Linked DNA regions of Homo sapiens: region 1 is linked to region 2. Evidence: read pairs that join two places in POLR2A ChIA-PET (ENCODE). Cell type or tissue: PC-9. All regions are shown on one strand. Each heading gives the region's core, and the rest is flanking DNA. Links, peaks and the distances in the headings are about the cores only.

Region 1 (10,555 bases), core at 1-8,000, 340 kb before region 2:
GCACCGGCCTTGCCTTCGGTGCTGGACAGTGGGCTCCCGGACGCCCCGACGCCAGGGCTCGAACCCGTGGCGAAGCGGGTGGGGTGGGGCGCGGCGACCCTTCCAGGAGACAGAAGGCCAGGAATGGAACCGAGCAAGAGGGGTGCTACGAGCGCACCCTTCCCACCGATGGCGGCCTTGGAAAGAATGCGAATTTTTAATAAAGCCTGGAGCGGCGGGCTTCTCCTTCGGTTAGCCCCAGCCAGGCTTAGAAAGGGCCTCCCGACCAGCAGAAGCGACCTTGCCCGACCCTGGGGACACTTCCCCGGGCGTCGCTGGAGCGCCGCTGCCACCATCACCAGCGCACGGCCAGGGTGGGAGAAAGCGGTTTCACACGTAGAGCACTGCGACAGAACACCGAAGGCGCTGGAGGGCCTTCAACTACCCCGGGCTCCTCAGGGGTAGTTACTTTATATAATTTAAGTTACTGTGATGGATGTTAAAAAATCGAAGAACTAGGCCAGGCGCGGTGGTTCTCACCTGTAATCCCAGCACTTTGGGAGACCGAGGCAGGTGGATGGATCACTTGAAGTCAGGAGTTCGAGATCAGTCTGGCCAATATGGTGAAACCCGTCTCTACTAAAAATAAAAAAATTAGCCGGGCGTGGTGGCAGGCTCCTGTAATCCCAGCTACTTGGGAGGCTGAGGCAGGAGAATGGCTTGAATCTGGGAGGCGGAGGTTGCAGTGAGCCGAGAGTGTGCCACTGCACTCCAGCGTGGGAGACAGAGAGAGATTCCCTTTCCAAAAAAAAAAAAAAAAATCGAAGAACTTCCGCAAGGCGCGGTGGTTCATGCCTGTAATCCCAGCACTTTGGGAGGCCCAGGCGGGTGGATCACTTGAGGTCGGGAGTTTGAGACCAGCCTGGCCAACATGATGAAACCCCGTATCCACTAAGAAAAATACAAAAAAATAGCCGGGTGTGGTGGCGGGTGCCTGTAATCCCAGCTACTTGGGAGGCTGAGGCAGGAGAATCGCTTGAACTCGGGAGGCAGAAGTTGCAGTGAGCCGAGATCGCGCCAGTGCACTCTAGCCTGGGCAACAAGAGCCAGACTCTGTCTCAAAAAAAAAAAAAAAAAAAAAATCGAAGAACTTCAGACATTAAAGTGTTTTCACATTTTTTTAATTAAGATTTTGAGCAACAATAATTAAATCTAAATAAAGGCAAACATTTAAGAGGGGGGAATTAATGGGAGGAGGCTAGAAGGAGGCAAAGAACATTAGTGGGCCATATTGCAACAATAAGGTACCATATTTAATCTAAATGCAGAATGGGGTTTTACAAGAACACTGGGCAGGGCGCGGTGGCTCAATCCTGTAATCTGCACACTTTGGGAAGCAGAGGCAGGCAGATCACTTGAGGTCAAGAGTTCCAGACCAGCCTGGCCGGAGTGGTGAAACCCCGTCTCTACAAAAATACAAAAATTAACCAGGCGTGGTGGAGTGGGCCTGTGGTCCCAGCTACTCAGGAGGCTGAGGTGGGAGGATTACCTGAGCTCGAGGAAGTTGAGGCTGCAGTAAGACATGATCACACCACTGCAGCCCAGCCTGGGCCACAGAGTGAGACGCTGTTATTTTTCTCAAATATATATATATATAATTTTTTAAAAAAAGAAAAGAAAATGAAAGAACACTGGGCAACTGGGTGCAGAAGGGGTGTTTTCGTTGTGTTTTTTGTTTGTTTGTTTTTTGAGACAGAGTCTTGCCCTGTTGCCCAGGTTGGAGTGCAGTGGCATGATCACGGCTCACTGCAGCCTCAACCTTCCAGGCTCAAATGATCCTCCCACCTCAGCCTCCCAAGTAGCTAGGACTACAGGTGTACACCACCACGCCTGGCTAGGTGTGGATGTTTTTAAATGAGTGTCTTCTAGGTAGCTGGTGGCAATGCAATGAAAAAGTTTGATAAGGTGTATTGTGTGCCATAAAAATGTTCACCCAGGCCGGGTGTGGTGACACATGTTTGTGGTCCCAGCTACCCAGGAGGCTGAGGTGGGAGGACTGTTTGAACCCAGGAGTTGCAGGCTGCAGTGAGCCATGATCATGCCACTGCACTCCATGTTGGGCCACAGAGCAAGACCCTAAGACCCTGTCTCAAAAAAAGCACAACAAAAATGAAAGTTCACCTTTTGTCCCAGTAATTCTACTTGTGTCTATACTGTAGATGTATTCTGAAATGGGAATGAAGATGTATTTAATCAGAGAGCGCTGCTTACACTGTTGAAAAACTATGTCCAAAAATATGGCAATGATTAAACAAATGACGGTAGAATAGTATGCAGTTAATAAAAATATGTTTACAGAGTTTTGGACAGCATAGGAAAAACATGACCATGTGGAAAGAACAAAACTGTATGCATAGGATGTGAACTATATATTCAAAGGCTACAAATAAAACAGAAGTGCCTGCTGAGTGCTGACATTACCAAAGATTTGGAGGGGCTTTAAAACTTGTTTTCTAAATTTTCAACAATGAATATATTACTTTTTATTGTGGCAAAAGGTACATAACATAAAATTTACCATTTTAACCATTTTCAAATGTACAATTCAGTGGCAATAAATCCACTCACATTGTTGTGCAACCGGCCCCCCATCTCCAGAACTTTTTCATCATCCCAAACCAAACTCTGTACCCGTGAAACAGTAACTCCTCATTCCCCACCCCCTGCCATTGGTAACCACCATTCCGCTTTCTGTATCTATGCATTTGACCATTCCAGGCACCTCACAGAGGTAGAATCATTTGGTCTTTTCTGGAGCATACATTAATTTATAATCCTCCCTCTAACCCTGCAAATCAGGCATTATCCTCAGTTTACAGATTAAGAAACTGGACTTCCCAGAGGTTAAGTAACTGGTACAGAGAAGCAGGACTCGAGTTCCTGTCAGATACCTGGGCTGTAGAAAGTGAATGCCACGGCCAGGCGCGGTGGCTCACCCCTGTAATCCCAGCAGTTTGGAAGGCCAAGGCGGGTGGGTCATGAGGTCAGGAGTTCAAGACCAGCCTGGCCAACACAGTGAAACCCCGTCTCTAATAAAAATACAAAAATTACCCGGGAGTAGTGGCACACGCCTGTAGTCCCACCTACTCGGAGGGCTGAGGCAGGAGGATCGCTTGAACCCGGAAGGCAGAGGTTGCAGTGAGCTGAGACCGCACCATTGCCCTCTAGCCTGGACTGCACAATGAGACTCTGTCTCAAAAAAAAAAAAAAAAGAAAAGAAAAGAAAAAAAAGAAAGTGAGCGCCACTAAAAATAAATTTGAAGGGCTGGGCATGGTAGCTCACGTCTGGAATCCCAGCACTTTGCGAGGCCGAGGCAGGTGGATCACATTAGGTCAGGAGTTTGAGACCAGCCAGGCCAACATGGTGAAACCCTGTCAGTACTTAAAAAAAAAAAAATACAAAAAATTAGCCAGGCGTGGTGGTGTGCACCTGTAATCCTAGCTACTCCGGAGGCTGAGGCAGGAGAATCGCTCGAACCCGGGAGGTGGAAGTTGCAGTAAGCCAAGATTGCATCACTATACACCAGCCCAAATGACAGAGTGAGACTCTGTCTCAAAAAATAAATATAAAATAAAATAAAAATAAATTTAAAGAGCAAAAAGACCAAACTCAGCACCTGCAGGCAGTAGACAGTCTATTTTCTCTCTCTTTTTTTTTTCCTTCGGCCAAGTACAATATAAGACCACCATGGCCAAAGCTGGGACAATTTGAGCAACAAAATAAAGTAATATTTGTTTATAACTCGAGGTATAAAATAAATACTCTTGAGCTTATATTGATATCAGTAAATATTGAATAATTGAAAATATGGGGAGAATAGACAAATTTCCTTAGTAGAAGAATTCCAAATAATTTATGTGGATAATCTGTCCTCGGGGAGGTAGAATGTAGCTACATAAACCATAATTAAAATCCATAATTATGCGTGTTTTTGTTGAAAATGTGTTTAATGAAAAATAAATTTACTGGTAATGTAAAATGAGAGTTTTTTGTTTGTTTGTTTTTTAGTTTTTCTTTTGCAGGTGCAGGAATTAAAATACAGTGAACAAAATAAATTGCCATTGAGGTAGTTGGGAATTCAAAGACCTTTTGTGTTACCAAGTATTTTAAACTATTTCTTAAACTTTGTTTGAGTCCATGGGAGGTCTTTATAATAGAGGAAGTAATTTGGGGAAGGGGTAGAAATCTTAAGAAACTTAATTAGGCCCCTGGCTTATAAACTGGGAAAAATTGCTGAACTTCAAGTGTGTGAAACCCTCTCTGCCCGGGAGTTAAATAAAATGGAGATTCTATTTCTTCTCCTGCTGTCTTTAATTAAAAATTCTTTTTCATATGCTGACTCTCCACTGTTGCCTGGAAACAAAAAGTAAAGATGTCAGCCCTGAAGGTTTCCGGCCTGCCTAGGAAGAGGATCCCAAAACTCAGAACATCTAAGAGGTCAGAATATTTTTACATAAACAGTGCTGAAGACAAGCAGGGAAATGATAATTTCCTTTTCTTCTGTTTAGTTAGACCGTATTTCCTGTTATCTGCTCCTAAGTGTTCTGCAACTCTGAAAGCTGTTTTAGAAGCTACAAGAGGTTGTTACTGCTTTTGATGTTGTTATTTTCTAAAATATTTAAGACCAAAAAAGGATATTTGTATATTTGTTCCATGGGAATAAGAGATATATTTGTTTGGGGTGTTTTTTTTTTAAGTTTTTTGTTTGTTTGTTTTGTTTTGTTTGAGATGGAGTGTCATTCTGTCACACCGGCTGGAGTGCAGTGGCGCAATCTCGGCTCATGGCAACCTCTGCCTCCCGGGTTCAAGCAATTCTCATGCCTCAGCCTCCTGAGTAGCTGGGATTACAGGGGTGTGCCACCACACCCAGCTAATTTTTGTATTTTTAGTAGAAACGGGGTCTCATCATGTTGTTTAGACTGGTCTCAAACTCCTGACCTCAAGAGATCTGCCCGCCTCGGCCTCCCAAAATGCTGGGACTACAGGTGTGAACCACCATGTCCAGCCAAAAGTTATTTATTTTTATTTTTTACAATTGTGGTAAAATACACGTAACATGGAATCTAGCATCTTTACCATTTGAGGTGCACAGTTTAGCAGCATTAGGTACACTCATGCTGCTGTGCTCCCATCACCACCATCTACCCAGAGAACTCTTCATCTTGCAAAGCTGAAACTCTTCAACAGTAACTTCCCACTTCCCCCTTTGCCAGGCCCTGGCAGCCACCATTCTTTCTGTCCTCGTGAGTTTGAGAATTATAGGTACCTCATATAAGTGGAATCTGTGAGTATTTGCCTTTCTTGGCGGATTTATTGCACTCAGCATAATACCCATAAGGTTCATCCATATTGTAGTATAGCTTAGAATTTCTTTCCTTTTTCAGGCTGAGTAATATTCCCTTGTGTGCAGAGACCACATTTTGTTTATCCATTCATCCTCAGTAGATGGACACTTGAGTTGCTTCCACCTTCTGGCTGTTGTGAATAATGCACTATGAACACCATTCCTTCAAGCACCTGCTGTCAGTTCTTTTGGATATATTCTCAGAAATAGAATTGTTAGGTGAAATATACCTGTTTTTGAATCCTTATGTTAAGGCCCACGTTAGCTTTCGGGAAAAAAAAAAGGCCAGGCGCGGTGGCTCACGCCTGTAATTCCAGCACTTTGGGAGGCTGAGGCAGGAGGATCACCTAAGGTCGGGAGTTTGAGACCAGCCTGACCAACATGGAGAAACCCTGTCTCTACTAAAAATACAAAATTAGCCAGGCATGGTGGCGCATACCTGTAATCTCAGCTACTTGGGAGGCTGAGGCAGGAGAATCGCTTGAACCCGGGAGGCGGAGGTTGCGGTGAGCCAAGATCACGCCATTGCACTCTAGCCTGGGCAACAAGAGCAAGATTCCGTCTCAAGAAAAAGAAAAAAGAAAATAAAAGAAAAAAGTTAATTAGCTGGGCATGGTGGTGCACGCCTGTAATCCCAGCTACTTGGGAGGCTGAGGCAGGAGAATCATTTGAACCCGGGAGACGGAGGCTCTGATGAGCCAAGATTGCACCATTGCACTCTAACCTGGGCAACAAGAGTAAAACTCAAACTCAAAAAGAAAAAAAAAAAAGAAGAAGAAGAAGAAGCGTTTCTGCATGACTGCAGACATCCCTAGCTTAACCATGCCATGACTGATGTCTGGAAGCTGGAACCATCTATAGCCCTGGCTTTACCTTCCCTACCCCACTCCCCACAGACCCCCTTCCCTCTGGACTGTTTCTGGCCTGGGAGCCTCCCAGGCACATTCATGTCTCAGGGCCTCTGCCTGCAACACTGTCCTTCCAGACGTCTGCATGGCCTGCCACCTCACCTCCTTCAGGTCTGACTCCGATCTCCTCCGGGGATGACGCCTTCTCTGGACACCTGTTTAAAGCCTCTCTCTCCTTCACACTCACAAAGACACGTGTACCGTGGCATTCCCTAGCCTCCTTCCCTGCTTCAGTTTTCTCCATTACATTTAACATAACCATATTTTTCATATATCTATCACCTTAACTCATTTAACCTACTATTTCTTTTAAGACAGGGTCTCGCTCTGTCACCCAGGCTGGAATGCAGTGGTGCAATCAGGGCTCACTGCAGCCTCAACCTCCTGGGCTCAAGCGATCCTCCTGCCTCAGCCTCCCGAGCAACTGGGACTACAGGTGTACACCACCACACCTGGCTAATTTTTGAATTTTTTTGTAGAGAAGTGGTTTTGCCACATTACCCAGGCTGGCCTGGAATTCCTAAGCTTTAGCAGTTCACCCACCTAAGCCTCCCAAAGTGCTGGGAGCACAGGCGTGAGCCACTGTGCCTGTCCTACTGTCTCTTACCTATTTGTTTTACTTGTTGTCTGCCTTTCCTAGGAGTGTGTCAGTTCCATGAGGGCAGGGGTTTCCTCTGTTTCAGTCACTGCTCAGCTAGCTTCAGAAGAAAATGAAGAAGTACTATGGAGTCGTCCAATTTAATTATGTACTTTGAGCTAACACCCACCATGAGAAAACACGGAAAGCAGAAAGTTTTATCCACAGGTGGCACGTGGTAGGTAGCAGAATCTCACCTCAGGCTGTCCCTGTAGTACACAGGATGTGGCCCTCCTACAGTACATTAAGCAGTGGCCCCCAAAAATCTATGTCTAAGCCCTGCCCCCCAGAACCTGTGAATGTGACCTTACTTGGAAAAAGAGGCTTGGCAGATGCAATTAAATTAGAGACTCCTAGCCAGGCATGTTGGTACACAACTGTAGTCCCAGCTACTCGGGAGGCTGAGGTGGAAGGATCACTTGAGCCCAGGGGTTGGAGGCTGCAGTAAGCTATGATCGCACCACTGCACTCTAGCTTGGGAGATAAAGCAAGACCCTGTCTCTAAAATAACAACAATAAGAAGCAGAAGGAGGAGAAGGAAGAGGAGGAGGAGAAGGAGGAGAAGGAGGTGGTAGCAGGGATCTTGAGAGGAGATCATTCTGGATTTAGGGTGTACTATGGATTGGATATTTGTCCTCTCCCAAACTGTTGTTGAAATTTAATTTTCAATGTAATGGTATTGGGAGGTGGGGCCTTTAACAGGTGATTAGGCCATGAGAGTTCTGCCCTCATGGATGGGTTTAATGCCCTTAAAAAAAAGGCTGTCAGGAGTGGGTTCTCACTCTTATACCCTTTTGCTTTGTAAGGAACAGCGTTCCTCCCCGTATTCAAGGCACCATCTTGGAAGCAGAGACCAGGCCCTCACCAGACACCAATCCTACCAGTGCCTTGACCTTGGGCTTCCTAGCCTCTAGAATTGTATGAAATCCATTTCCTTTTTTTTTTTTTTTATCATTACCTAGTCTCTGGCATTGTATTACAGCAGCACAAAACAGACTAACACAGGGTGGAACCTAAATCCAATGACAGGCGTCCTCATAAGAAAAAGGCGGAAGGAGATTGGAAACACAGAGACACACGGAGAAGACAGCCATGAGAAGACAGACACAGAGACTGGAGTGAAGCCTCTAGGAGCCAAGGAACACAAGGTCTGCTGGCAACATCAGATGCAAGGAGAGGGAGAGGGGCATGGGACTGATTCTCCCCGAGAGCCTCTTCAAGGAAACAACGCTGCAGGCACCTGGGTTTCAGACTTCAGGCCCCAGAGCTGTGAGACAAGACACTGCTGTTGTTGTAAACCGCCCAGTGTGTGGTCATTTTTTTTTGAGCCGTAGTTTCACTCTGTTGCCCAGACTGGTGTGCAGTGCTGTGGTCTCAGCTCACTGCAACCTCCATCTCCTGGTTCAAGCTATTCTCCTGCCTCAGCCTCCTGAGTAGCTGGGACTACAGGTGCGCACCACCACACCTGGCTATTTTTGTCTTTTCAGTAGAGACGGGGTTTCACCATGTTGCACAGGCTGGTCTCAAACTCCTGGCCTCAAGTGATCCATCCACCTCGGCCTCCCAAAGTGCTGGGATTACAGGTGTGAGCCACCGCGCCTGGCCTGGTCCCTGAGTTTGTCAATGTAATGAGATTCACTCTTCTAGTTGTTTCTATAGGAAAACAGAAGAAACTCCTATTCGTTACATATTGCCTGGGCACATACAGTGCCATGTGGGAAAAAAAAATGGACAAAGCAAATCAGGAAAGCCAGACCTACAGATCTCAGAGCTAGAAGAGAACTTCAGTCTCATTCCTGGTTCATCTTTTCATTTTGCAGACAAGATAATGGAAGCTGAGGCGGAGACATGTCCACTGCATTAATAATAGCTACTGTAGTAACTATAACTTTAACATTTATTGAGCATGTACTGTGTGCCAGGACTGTGGTTTGTGGATTTTAATTTACTCAGTCCTGACAATAAGCATGTAAGAGAGAAAGTAGGTTATCCATATTTTGAGGAGAGGAAACCAAGTCATAGAGAAGCTCAATCATTACTTCAAAGTCACCCCGAAGATCAGGAGTGTGATGTGAAGCCAGCCAGGCTTGCTGCAGAGTCTGGGACTTAGCAGGTGTGCTCCACAGAAGACCAGACTCGTTCTGTGAGCTGTCAGGATTGATCTCCCATCACAGGTACACTGGCTTTCTGGGGGAAAGACATGAAAGATAAATTGTAGATGGCCAACCAACCTATTAATAAGCTGAGCAGCAGAGGCCATGGAGAAGATCACAAACACATGGTTAAAAAGTCATCCAGGCTGGGTGCGGTGGCTCACGCCTGTAATCCCAGCACTTTGGGAGGCTGAGGTGGGTGGATCATGAGGTCAGGAGATTGACAACATCCTGGCCAACATGGTGAAACCCTGTCTCTACTAAAAATATAAAAATTAGCCAGGCGTGGTGGTGCACACCTGTAATCCCAGCTACTCAGGAGGCTGAGGCAGAATTGCTTGAACCCGGGAGGCAGAGGTTGCAGTGAGCCAAGATTGCACCACTGCACTACTCCAGCCTGACAGAGCGAGACTCCATCTCAAAAAAACAAAACAAAACAAAACAAAAAAACAGTCATCTTCTGTCATCTCTCAATTCATAGAGAATGGGCTGCGAGCAAGATGTGGAACTCATTTTTTTCTTTTTCTCTCTTTTTTTTTTTTTTTTGAGACAGGGTCTCGCTCTGTCACCCAGGCTAGAGTGCAGTGGTGTCATCATGGCTTACTGCAGCCTCGACCTCCTTGGCTCGAGAGATCCTCCCACCTCAGCCTCCCAAGTAGTTGAGACTACAGGTATGTACCACCATGCCTACTTTTTAAATTTTCTGTAGAGATGGAGTCTCACTATAATGCCTGAGTTGGTCTCAAACTCCCGGACTCAATTGATCCTCCCGCCTCAGCTTCCCAAAGTCCTGGGATTACAGGCATGAGCCACCATGCTCCCGGCCTGGAACTGAAAGACCAATCCTGAATGAAAACTAGTCAGGCTGTGGGTCACACTGAAACTTAGCTTCTGTTCTGATGGGTTGGAATTCAGACCCATCCAGTTTCCTCTGCCTCTCTGGGTTCTTATAGTGTACCTATAGAAAACACTATCTATATTTTGCTCTGCGGCTACAGAAGCATGAAGAATGTGAGGAAGTAAAAGCATTGGTATCCTGGGCATCTATGGCTCCTAGAAATGTACAGGAATTCTTTTCTAACGTTTGAAATAAAGATGAGTAAATATGCCTAGCCCACTGCCCATTTTCTGTGAGTAAATAACTTTGTTCACTTCTAGCCATGGCCTATTTCACCCTTGGCTGTGTACTGATAGAACAATGTCCAGTACATAATAGACAATAAGTGCATTTTATATTCTTTATTTTATTTTATCTTTTTTATGTATTTTATTTTATTTTTCAAGACAGAGTCTTGCTCTGTCGCCCAGACTGGAGTGCAGTGGCGTGATTTCTGCTCACTGCAACCTCCGCCTCCCGGGTTCAAGCGATTCTCATGCCTCAACCTCCTGAGTAGCTGGGATTACATGTGTGCATCACCACACTGGCTAATTTTTGTAATTTTAGTAGAGACGGGGTTTTACCGTATTGCCCAG
Region 2 (10,781 bases), core at 887-8,886:
ATTTTGCTATTTTAATGCAAAAATAACTCTTTGAGGGAGAGGTGAACAAAGCTGTTAGATAAAATTAATTGGAGTCATTAAAAGTGAGTAAGTTTTTTTGGGAAAACCAGATTTTAGGGGCCAGTCCGGGGAAGCTCTGCAGGGGAGCAGCAGCTCCCGGGGTTCACCCCGCATTGCTCTCTGCTTTGTTCTGTGACCGCTGGGCTGTGGCAGCTGACTGGTGGTTCTCACTGGTAGCTGCTTAGTGGCGGTGACATATTAATTGAACCTCACTATTTCCAGGTGTGTGGCACACTCCAGGGTCACCAGTGCAGGGGGTTCATGTGTGTTCAATTACTGCTGCGATATGAAGGAATGCAACATGTCATTGTTCAAGTGTCAATTACCACCCCTCGCGGGGCTGCCTGAAAACTAAACCAATCAGCCCCTTCCCTGTGGAGCGTGTTCTGTTTGGGCTTGAAACGCTGTAAAGCACGCTGTAAACCATGTGCGTGTTCTCGAGAAACAGGGAAGAAACAGAGAGCCGAGAGGGGAAGGGCTAAAGGGCTGGTAAATTTATCTGGAAAGTTCAGGCATGTTCCCATTTATTTCCAGAAGGCACTAGGCAGTGTACAGGATATAAGATTGGAATTACAAAGTCACAGAGAGCTGAAATGATTCACTCAAGGATGCAACTATTTGCTAGGGGCCAGAGATGATGAAATATCTGTCGTTGTATATACCGGAGTTTTTATATGAAGCTAGTTTATGGACTTTACTTTTTTTTTTTTTTGAGACAGGGTCTTGCTCTGTCTCCCAGGCTGGAGTGCACTGGCACAATCATGACTCACTGCAGCCTCGACGTCCTGGACTCCAGCAATCCTCCTGCCTCAGCCTCCGGAGCAGCTAAGACTTCAGGCATGAACCACCACGCCTGGCTAATTTTTTTTGTAATTTTTATAGAGATGGGTCTCACTATATTGCCCAGGTTGGTGTCAAACTCCTGAGCTTAAGCAATCTTCCTGCCTCAGCCTCTGAAAGTGCTGGGATTACAGGTATGACCCACAGTGCCTGGCCAACCATATATATATATATATATATATATATATATATATATATATATATATATATGTATATGTGTGTATATATATATATATATGTATGTGTATATATATATGTAGGCCAACCATATATATATATATGTATGTGTGTGTGTATATATATATGTATGTGTATATATATATATATATATATATATATATATATATTTTTTTTTTTTTTTTTTTTTTTTTTTTTTTTGAGATAGAGTCTTGCTCTGTCACCCAGGCTGGAGTGCAGTGGCACGATCTCAGCTCACTGCAACCTCCGCCTCCAGGATTCAAGCAATTCTCCTGCCTCAGCCTCCTGAGTAGCTGGGATTATAGGCGCACGCCACCCTGCCCAGCAAATTTTTGTATTTTTTTTAGTAGAGATGAGGTTTCACCATGTTGGCCAGGCTGGTTTCGAACTCCTGACCTCAAGTGATCCGCCTGCCTCAGCCTGCCTTGGCCTTCCAGAGTGCTGGGATTACAGGCATGAGCCACCGCTCATTTTACATTTTACATTTTAAATGTTTATAGCTAGCATTTACGTGAAGTGCAGAAATATACAATTATCTGCAAGTCTTGGCCCCATGTATATTAATCTAAAGTTGTGATAATGTGGCAATTGAAACATGAAATTAATTTATGTAAAACGTTGAAAAAAGCGAAGGTCTTCTGCCTGCTCCTGCTGTTGTGAACTGTCACCGAATCCTTTCCCCTTTGGATTTATTCGGACCGGCACGAGGCCATGACACACCAAGCCTGTCCCAGGAGGCCCCCTGTTGGAGGGATTGTTCTTTCCTTCCTTCCTTTTTTAAAAGGCATTTTTCTTAGAAGCCAGGAATGGTTATTATAATTAGTATTTATTATACTGTCTTCCTTCCTCAAAGTCACAGTGATCAATCATGTTTACCCTCCTTTAGTGCTGCCCTGTATGGAATAGATATTATCCGCCTTTTTCATAGCAACAAAAAGAGGGTTAACATTCTCATCCCAGGTCACCTGACGAATTATTCCATACTGGAAATCAAAGTGGCTTCAGCTCCACCACTGCTTAGACAAACAAGCCGCATTCCCACTCTCCATTCTTTCACTCTGGGGTGCTGGTAACCCTCTTTTGTTGACCTCTGTGTTTGTTCATCAGTGAGCAAATACTTGTCAAATACCTACTTTTAAATCTGTTCATTGTTGGTTGAAAGAATACAGATCAAATTCCAAACCTCAAAACCACACTGAACTCTTCTCCATAGGAAAAGTGGTCCTTGTTGGCCACTTTGATTTCATGCCGATTTCTTTTCTTTTTCTTCTTCTTCTTTTTTTTTTTTTTTTTTTTTTGACGGCATGATCTCTGTTCACTGCAAGCTCCGCCTCCCGGGTTTATGCCATTCTCCCACCTCAGCCTCCCAAGTAGCTGGGACTACAGGCGCCCACCACCACACCCAGCTAATTTTTTTGTATTTTTAGTAGAGGCGGGGTTTCACCGTGTTAGCTAGGATGGTCTCGATCTCCTGACCTCATGATCCGCCCACCTTGGCCTCCCAAAGTGCCCATTTCTTATTCTTTCTCCTTCCTTCCTTCCTTCCTTCCTTCCTTCCTTCCCTCCCTCCCTCCCTCCCTCCCTTCTTTCTTTCTTTCTTTCTTTCTTTCTTTCTTTCTTTCTTTCTTTCTTTCTTTCTTTCTTTTTTCTTCCTTTCTTCCTTTCTTCCTTTTCTTTTTTTTTGACAGAGTCTTGCTCTGTTGCCCAGGCTAGATAGAGTGCAGTGGCGTGATCTCAGCTCACTGCAACCTCCGCCTCCTGGGTTCAAGAGATTCTCCTGCCTCAGCCGCCCAAGTATCTGGGATTACAGGTGCCTGCCACTGCCCCCGGCTAATTTTTGTATTTTTAGTAGAGACGGGGTTTCACCACCTTCATCAGGCTGGTCTGAAACTCCTGACCTCGTGATCCACTTGCCTTGGCCTCCCAAAGTGCTGGGATTACAGGCGTGAGCCACCGCGCCCGGCCCTTTCCCCTCTTTCTACATCTCTTCCTTTAGTCCTTCCCTTCACAAAGCCTCTGTGTAATCACGTTGCCTTTCCCCTGGAATCTGGACGTCGGCTGCCGAATACATTGAACCCTATGGCACTGCTACTATTCAACGATTCTTAGCTCAAGGCTGCTTGAGCTGTAGCTTGTGCCATTGTAATCAGACTGCACAATACCTGGAAAAGAATTTTTAAAACAACACAATGCCATACAAATCTAAGGTGTGTGTTACTGCTTTTAATATTAATGTAACTACCTCACTTGTTGCTGGATTATCAACAAATGAGGTAGTTGCTTTAATTATCAACTTTCATTGATAATTTACTCATGAGAGCCCTCAATGAGGATCCTTCAAAAGAGCCATGTTCTCCCCTTTTGTGGGTGGTAAGTGGGACCTGATCAGGAAGGAGCACAGCTGGGTGTGCCCTCGTGGACTCTCAGGTGGACAGAAATTGGATGAGCGCCCTGTTGTGGATTGGCCGACCTAAGAGAGAGCAGGTGTCCCTGAGGGTAAGGCCTCCTGCCTGCCCAATTCATGCACCAGCAGTTAGGCTGCCATGTTGTCCTCATTACCCGAGAGCAAATCTCTTTCTACATAACTACAACTGCATTAATTTATTAAAATATAGCACAAGGTAAAGGAGAGAATCTGCTCTGATTCTCTGCCCTTGCTTGGGTTTCCATGGCTGGAATTTGCAAGCTGCTAAAGAAGACACAGCCCCACACACAAAACGGCTGAGAGGAAGACTTTTTGGGCTATCAGGCTGGGCTGAGCTGGAGCCCAGGGGAGTGAGCTGGTGCATGGGGCCCACAGCCTGGTGCCTCTGATTTTCTGATGACCTGGGCTCCAAGGTGGTAGTTGGCATGACCATGTTAATCAAACAGTTCAATAAAAATTCACTGAGGCCAGGTGTGGTAGCTCACACCTGTAATCCCAGCACGTTGGGAGGCCGAGGCAGGTGGATCACAAGGTCAGGAGTTTAAGACCAGCCTGGCCAAGATGGTGAAACCCCATCTCTACTAAAAATACAAAAATTAGGCCGGGCGCAGTGGCTCACTCCTGTAATCCCAGCACTTTGTGAGGCTGAGGCGGGCGGATCACAGGGTCAGGAGATCGAGACCATCCTGGCCAACACAGTGAAACCCTGTCTGTACTAAAAACACAAAAAATTAGCCAGGCGTGGTGGTAGGTGCCTGTAGTCCCAGCTACTCGGGAGGCTGAGGCAGGAGAATGGCGTGAACCCAGGAGGTGGAGCTTGCAGTGAGCTGAGATCGCGACATTGCACTCCAGCCTGGGCAACAGTGCGAAACTCCATCAAAACACACACACACACACACACACACACACACACACACACACACACAATATTAGCTGGGCATGGTGGCGGGCACCTGTAAAACCAGCTACTCAGGAAGCTGAGGCAGAGAATTGCTTGAACTCGGGAGGCAGAGGTTGCAGTGAGCCGAGACTGCACCACTGCACTCCAGCCTGGGCGACAGAGTGAGACTCCGTCTCAAAAGAAAAAAAAAATTCACTGAATGGGCTTATTAACAATCCCAGCCCTTGTCTCATACATGGTCTCAATTCAGAAAGCCTTTTCCTCCCTGTTATCTGGCTTGTGCAACGTTCACATGACCTGTCTTAGCCCAAGTCCCCAAGAAAACAGAGCCTGAGGCAAGGATTAAGGGCAAAGGCTTTATTTGAAAGGTGCACTCTTTGGGCAGTGAGAGTGTGGTCAAGGGGAAGTGAGGCAAGCAGGATGGGACGCAATGCAGCATGCCGTGTAGACAGAGGCCATTGCCTGGCAGGTATACTCATCAGCTCCATGGAGTGTCCCCAGATGGGCTGTGTGGAGTAACTGTGTTGAAGAGTAATAATTAGAGGGAGAAAGAGAGAAGGCTCTTGTCTGCTAGGCTTCCTCCAATCTCCTGCGTCCCATTGGCCCAAGTCCACACACTGGGAGATTAACTCCCCTGTACTATCAATTGCCTCATCCAGTTCCTTCCCCAGCCAGGGAGAAGCCAGATCCCATATCCTATGGTGTGGATTTCATCTGAGCCCCCACACACCAGAAGGAGCTAGAGATTCTGGGTGTGGAGCTGGTTGATTTCAGGCAGTAAAATCACATGGGCCCAAGGAAGTTGATCACCCATGGAGGCAGAACCCACAGATGAGGGCCTGGGGGAAGGGGAGGCTGAGAGAACCTGAGGAGTACATTAAGTGTGTCCAATACACGAGTCCACTCGAATGTCAATTAATAAATATTTATTAAGTGCCTCCTCAGCTCAGGGCTTCTGAGGACAAATCACACATGGAACATTAATTACAGATGCAATCAGGGGATTCCCACCTGTAGGATGGTCCAGGGGTAAGATACATGCCCAAGAGCATAAATAAAGTACCACGGCATCCAGGGGAGAGGGAATGTCTGCTAAACAATGCTGGACACACTCACTTGTTTCCAAAAGCTTATTAGTGCTACAAGCCTCAAGATTGAGCTGCTGGTGCTATCCAGGTATTATTTAACCTTATTTCATTTTTAAATTTGTATTTATTTATCTTTATATAATAAATAAATAAAAATATTTATAAATATATAAATATATAAAAAATAAATAAAAATATATTTTTATAAATAAAATTTATTTTATATAATAAATAAATAAATAAAATAATAAATAAATAAATAAATAAAGACGGAGTCTCGTGCTGTTGCCCAGGCTGGAATGCAGTGGTGCGATCCCGACTCACTGCAACCTCTGCCTCCTGGGTTCAAGTGATTCTCCTGCCTCAGCCTCCTGAGTAGCTGGGATTACAGACGCCTGCCACCATGCCCAGCTAACTTTTGTTTTTTTTTTTTTTTTAGTAGAGACAGGGTTTTACCATCTTGGCCAGGCTGGTCTTGAGCTCCTGACCTTGTGATCTACCCGCCTTGGCCTCCCAAATGCTGGGATTACAGGCGTGATTTTTTAACTTTTATTTTAAATTCAGGGATAAAAGCGCAGGTTTGTTACATAGGTAAACTTGTGTCATGGGAATTTGTTGTAGAGAATATTCCATCACCCAGGTATTAAGCCTCATACCTATGGGTTATTTTTCTTCATCCTCTCCCTCCTCCCACCCTCCACCCTCAGAAAGGCCCAGTGTGTGTGGTTCCCCTCTATGTGTCCATATGTTCTCATCATTTAGCTCCCACTTAAAAATAAGAACAGGCAGTAGTTGGTTTTCTGTTTCTGCATCGGTTTGCTAAGTATAATGGCCTCCAGCTCCATCCATGTCCCTGAAAAGGACATGATCTTGTTCCTTTTTATGGCTGTATAGTATTCCATGGTATAAATGTACCATATTTTCCTTGTCCAGTCTATCATTGATGGACATTTAGGTTGATTCCATGTCTTTGCTATTGTGAATGGTGCTGCAATGAAAATACATGTGCATGTGTCTTTGTGATAAAATGATTTATATTCCTTTGGGTATATACCCAGTAATGGGATTACTGGGTCAAATGGTATTTCTGGCTCTAGGTCTTTGAGGAATTGCCACACTGTCTTCCACAATGGGAGTGTAAAGTAGAACTAATTTACACTCCCACCAGCAGTGTATAAGCATTCCTTTTTCTCTACAACCTCATCAGCATCTGTTATTTTTTGACTTTTTTTTTTTTTTTTGACGGAGTCTCGCTCTGTCGCCCAGGCTGGAGTGCAGTGGTGCAATCTCAGCTCACTGCAACCTCCGCCTTCCAGGTTCAAGTGATTCTCCTGCCTCAGCCTCCTGAGTAGCTGGGATTACAGATGCATGCCACCACGCCCAGCTAATTTTTATATTTTTAGTAGAGACTAGGTTTCATCATGTTGGTAGGCTGGTCTCGAACTCCAAACCTTGTGATCCACCCACCTCGCCCTCCCAAAGTGCTGGGATTACAGGCGTGAGCCACCAAGCCCAGCCTGTTTTTTGACTTTTTAAAAATAGTCATTCTGACTGGTGTTACATGGCATCTCATTGTGGTTTTGATTTGCATTTCCACAATGATCAGTGATTTTGAATTTTTCATATGCTTGTTGGTTGCATGTAAGTCTTCTTTTGAAAAGCGTCTGTTCATGTTCTCTCCACACTTTTTAATGAAGTTGCTTGTTTTTTTTTTCTTGTAAATTTTTAACCCTGTTTTAAATAGCAGAAATAAATGCATTTCTAGAATGCCATTTCATTGGTCACTGATTCAATAGAGATTTGTTGAGAACGTATTATGGCCTGGCCACGTGCTAGATGCTTTCTCAAATTGTCTTATTGGGTACTCACCCCTGCCCTGTGGAGTAAGTTTATCAGCCCTGTTTTATAGTTGAAGAGATTATGGCTTAGACAGGTTAGGTAACTTGCCCAAGGTCACGCAGGTTTTAGGAAGCAAAGCTGGGATTTTTTTTTCCCTGCGTTTCTGGCCGTATGGTATGAGGAAGTGAATGTGGGGCACAGTGAATGCCCACTTGGGTGCTGATCCACTCAACAGGGGTGTATTGAGTAACACAACTGTGACTCAAACACCATGTCAGTGAGCACCAGGTGCTGACGGGCTTCCGTGGCATGCAGGTGAGCCAAATAAAAAGTGGCTTAAAATCTAAACTGGCTCTCGCTGGCACCTGATTTTTTTTTTTAAGTAAATTAATTTTGCTGCTTAGGTTTTGTTTGAAGAATGTTAAAAGGGACAAACGTGTTGGGATTTGGCAGCCCAGTTTTGCTTAATAAAGAGACAAGAGGGTGAAGGTGAGTGTGGGGTGGAGGGAAGCATAGGATGGAAAACCTGGCCCCACAGAGCTGGACAGTGACAAATCCAGGGTTGAGGAGGTGATAAGGGAATCATAGCTCAATGCAGCCTTGAATTTCTGGGCTCAAACAGTCCTGCCTCAGCCTCTGGAGTAACTGAGACTACAGGTGTGAGCCATAATCCATGGATACATTTTGCAGAGACAGGTCTTCTTACACTGCCCAGGCTGGTCTTGAACTCCTGGCCTCATGATCCCCACACTTTGACCTCCCAAAGCACTGGAGTTAGAGGCATGAGTCACTGCACCTGGCCAGGATAAGCTTTGAGCAGTGGTCTGTGAGATCTGCTCTTGACCTGGGAGCCCACCTGTGGATGGAGAATGGGAACTGGTAAACAGGATTCCCAGGACACTGAGAGCCACAGCAGTGCAAAGCTGACACCCAAACTGGAGTTGAGCAGAGCCAAACGGGGGAGTCAGAGCTCAGGGAGTTTAGGTACGCTTAAAGATCCCCTTTCCAAGCATTGTTCTGTTGCAGAGGCCTCCCATCTTTAAGAGCTAGAAGACGAGTCTGAATACGAGTCAAAATGCACAAAACAGGAGGCCCTTGTTGGGATAATCAAGAGGGATCAGGTTTGCCAAGGAGTCTTCAGCGCATGGTGGTTTGTGAAAGCAACCTAATGAGAGAAGCCAAACCATTGGCATCATGGACTTCTTCACTGCTTCAAGACCAGGTCTTTCTGCTGGCCAGTCTTGATCAGATCCAACACTTGCCTTGCCCCAGATCCTGGTTCAAGTGCTTCCCTATCGACCACAGCATGGAGGGCAAGGAGTTCCTGTCCAGTCCATCGGCGTGAGTTTGGAATGTTATTTCCCAGTAATCAGAGTGTCTCCCAGGAGCTTGGGCAGGGAGAGGGGATGGAATTGGGAGAGAAGTTCCTTCCGCAGCTTTACCCCCACCCCTGGGGTGAACCAAGTCCAGACCCTGGATCTCTTTCTCTACCAGCTTCTTCTCTTTCTTGCTTCCCCAGAAGGTGCTGCGGGCACGTCTCCATCACCCCAGGCTGGCTGTAGATCAAGGCAGCAGTCGGGAAATCCCTCCTTTTGGAGTCACTGAGGCCTTTCCGTGGAGCCCCCTCCCCCTTGACAAATAAACCAAGGCATGGAGATCATTACACTGCACATTATTAGGCAAAATTGGATTAATTAACCTCGTCTGGCCTCTCAGCTTGGGAGACAGAAAAACGAGGTCTACTTCAAAAGCAGCATTTTGAAAATGTCAGCCATGACTTGGTGATAAATATTTATAAATATATATGCTGCGTATCAACAGGGTGGCCAGTGTATTTTTACATGTAAGTACACAAAGGCACTCTGTTGTTACCACGCATTCAAAGCAGGAGCCTTGAAAGAGCCATTATGGCTTGGGCTATGAATGTTTATTAAGAATAATATGCAAAACCGGGCCCTGGCTGAATGAGCCCATTGACGGGTATCAGAGCAGCCAGCCCGGCACGGCAGATCGTCAGGAATGATAATCATGTTCCTACCAGGACTTGGCCCTGGCCGGGAGAGTGATGTGGTGTGTTGGCGGCCCTTGCCGCTTCTGGTCGCGGGTGTTTGTTCTGGAAACGTTGACTTAGGGCTTGACCGCGTCCTGAAACCGTGGCACTCAGGCCCAGAGTCACGGATCCATGTAAAGGATTTTTCCCGTGATGGAGCTCCAGGGAGTAATGGGAGGCCTAGATGCACGTTCCAACTAAATTGCTTCCTCCTCCCTGTCCTGGGAGTGGAAACATTTCTTAACGGGTTTTCAGCAGCAGTCCCTTTCCAGCCTATCCCCTGCTTTTCTTGTTAGAGACTTTTTCAGCTTCATCCCTCTGGGCATCCCAAGATCTCTTCCTCATTTTAGGGGACTTTCCATTCATTTATTCAACCAACAGTTATTGAATGCCTACTGTGTGCCCACATGGACCCAGGAGTAAGATAGGAGAAGGTAAACACACAGTCCCTACAAGTCCTTCTGGAAGGAGCCATGAAAATGCAGGTAGACAAACCACACTGATGATTTAAACACCCAGCAGGCCCAGGCTGGGGAGGGCTAGGTTGGGGGCGGGTGGCGGCAGTTTCAGGATGGGAAGTTCAGGAACCCTCTCCAGCAGCGGCATGGACAGCTGAGGCTGAAAGAGCCCTCCAGGCAGAACATCAAGGGCAGAAGGCCCTTGATAGAGACCAATGGAGGGACCATCAAGGGCAGAAGGCCAGTTAGGTGTGGGCTTGACGTCTTCAAGGACCAGAAAGGTAGAAAGGGGAGCTTAGCAGAAGCCAGCAGGCAGGGCGCACGTGGCTGAAAGCCGGAGGAAGCCCATCTTGGATGTTAGTCTTAGAAAACCAAAGATGGCTCCTGGGATGCTGGTTCCTTGAAATCTGGTGTTACTCATGCTCCCACCGCTGAAAGCACTTGGAGACATCCAGAGATATTTACAAATTATTGATTCAAAGTTGCCATTGTTGATTTATTTACTTAGAAACATCCTGGGGGAAAAAAAACATGGTCCGTGGATTTTGGGTGTTTTCCCCTGTTCTGTAGTGAGTTTGAGCTTAACTCTGTCTGCCATAACATTTGTCATCACAGAGCTGGATAGGACCCTCTCTATTTGATTCTGTTCCATCGGGGGCTTCCAAGGTGACTTATTTTCTTTCAGACACTCCTTGGCTCACTTATCACTCAGCATGGTTGAAAGATAAAATTTTAAAAATCAACTTTATTTATTATTCCAAGAATAGTTGACATCAAGATCAATACATCCAGACAGAAGCTATTAACATTTTAATGAGTTACTCAGTAATATTCCAAAGATGTGTCAATGAGTCATGGCCCCTTTGATTAAAGATGTACTTCAGAGACTACTGTAAATATATATAAGAAAGGCCCAGAGCAA

Evidence for each region. ChIA-PET counts read pairs that join two places held together with the same protein. Peaks named below come from ENCODE experiments on the same cell type or tissue, not always from the same donor. Only the 100,000 strongest peaks of a DNase experiment are listed, where the experiment ranks them.
Region 1: POLR2A ChIA-PET joins it to region 2 with 14 read pairs; 2 of 35 experiments call an interaction of 5 or more read pairs at or near these places.

Annotation. Positions count from the first base shown.
Region 1 is chr21:36,995,488-37,006,042 of GRCh38, reverse strand. No RefSeq gene overlaps it. Among named protein-coding and RNA genes, the nearest start is that of RIPPLY3, 5.9 kb to the left of the region's middle. In PC-9, for the core only: a CTCF peak has its summit at 5,569; no DNase peak of the experiment used is centred there.
Region 2 is chr21:36,653,119-36,663,899 of GRCh38, reverse strand. All of the region lies in intron 1 of LOC105369308 (a long non-coding RNA gene), which reads left to right. Among named protein-coding and RNA genes, the nearest start is that of SIM2, 41 kb to the left of the region's middle. RefSeq lists enhancers at 3,778-4,277, 4,278-4,779. In PC-9, for the core only: a CTCF peak has its summit at 1,828; DNase peaks (open chromatin) are centred at 2,229, 4,809 and 7,519; H3K27ac peaks cover 4,987 bases.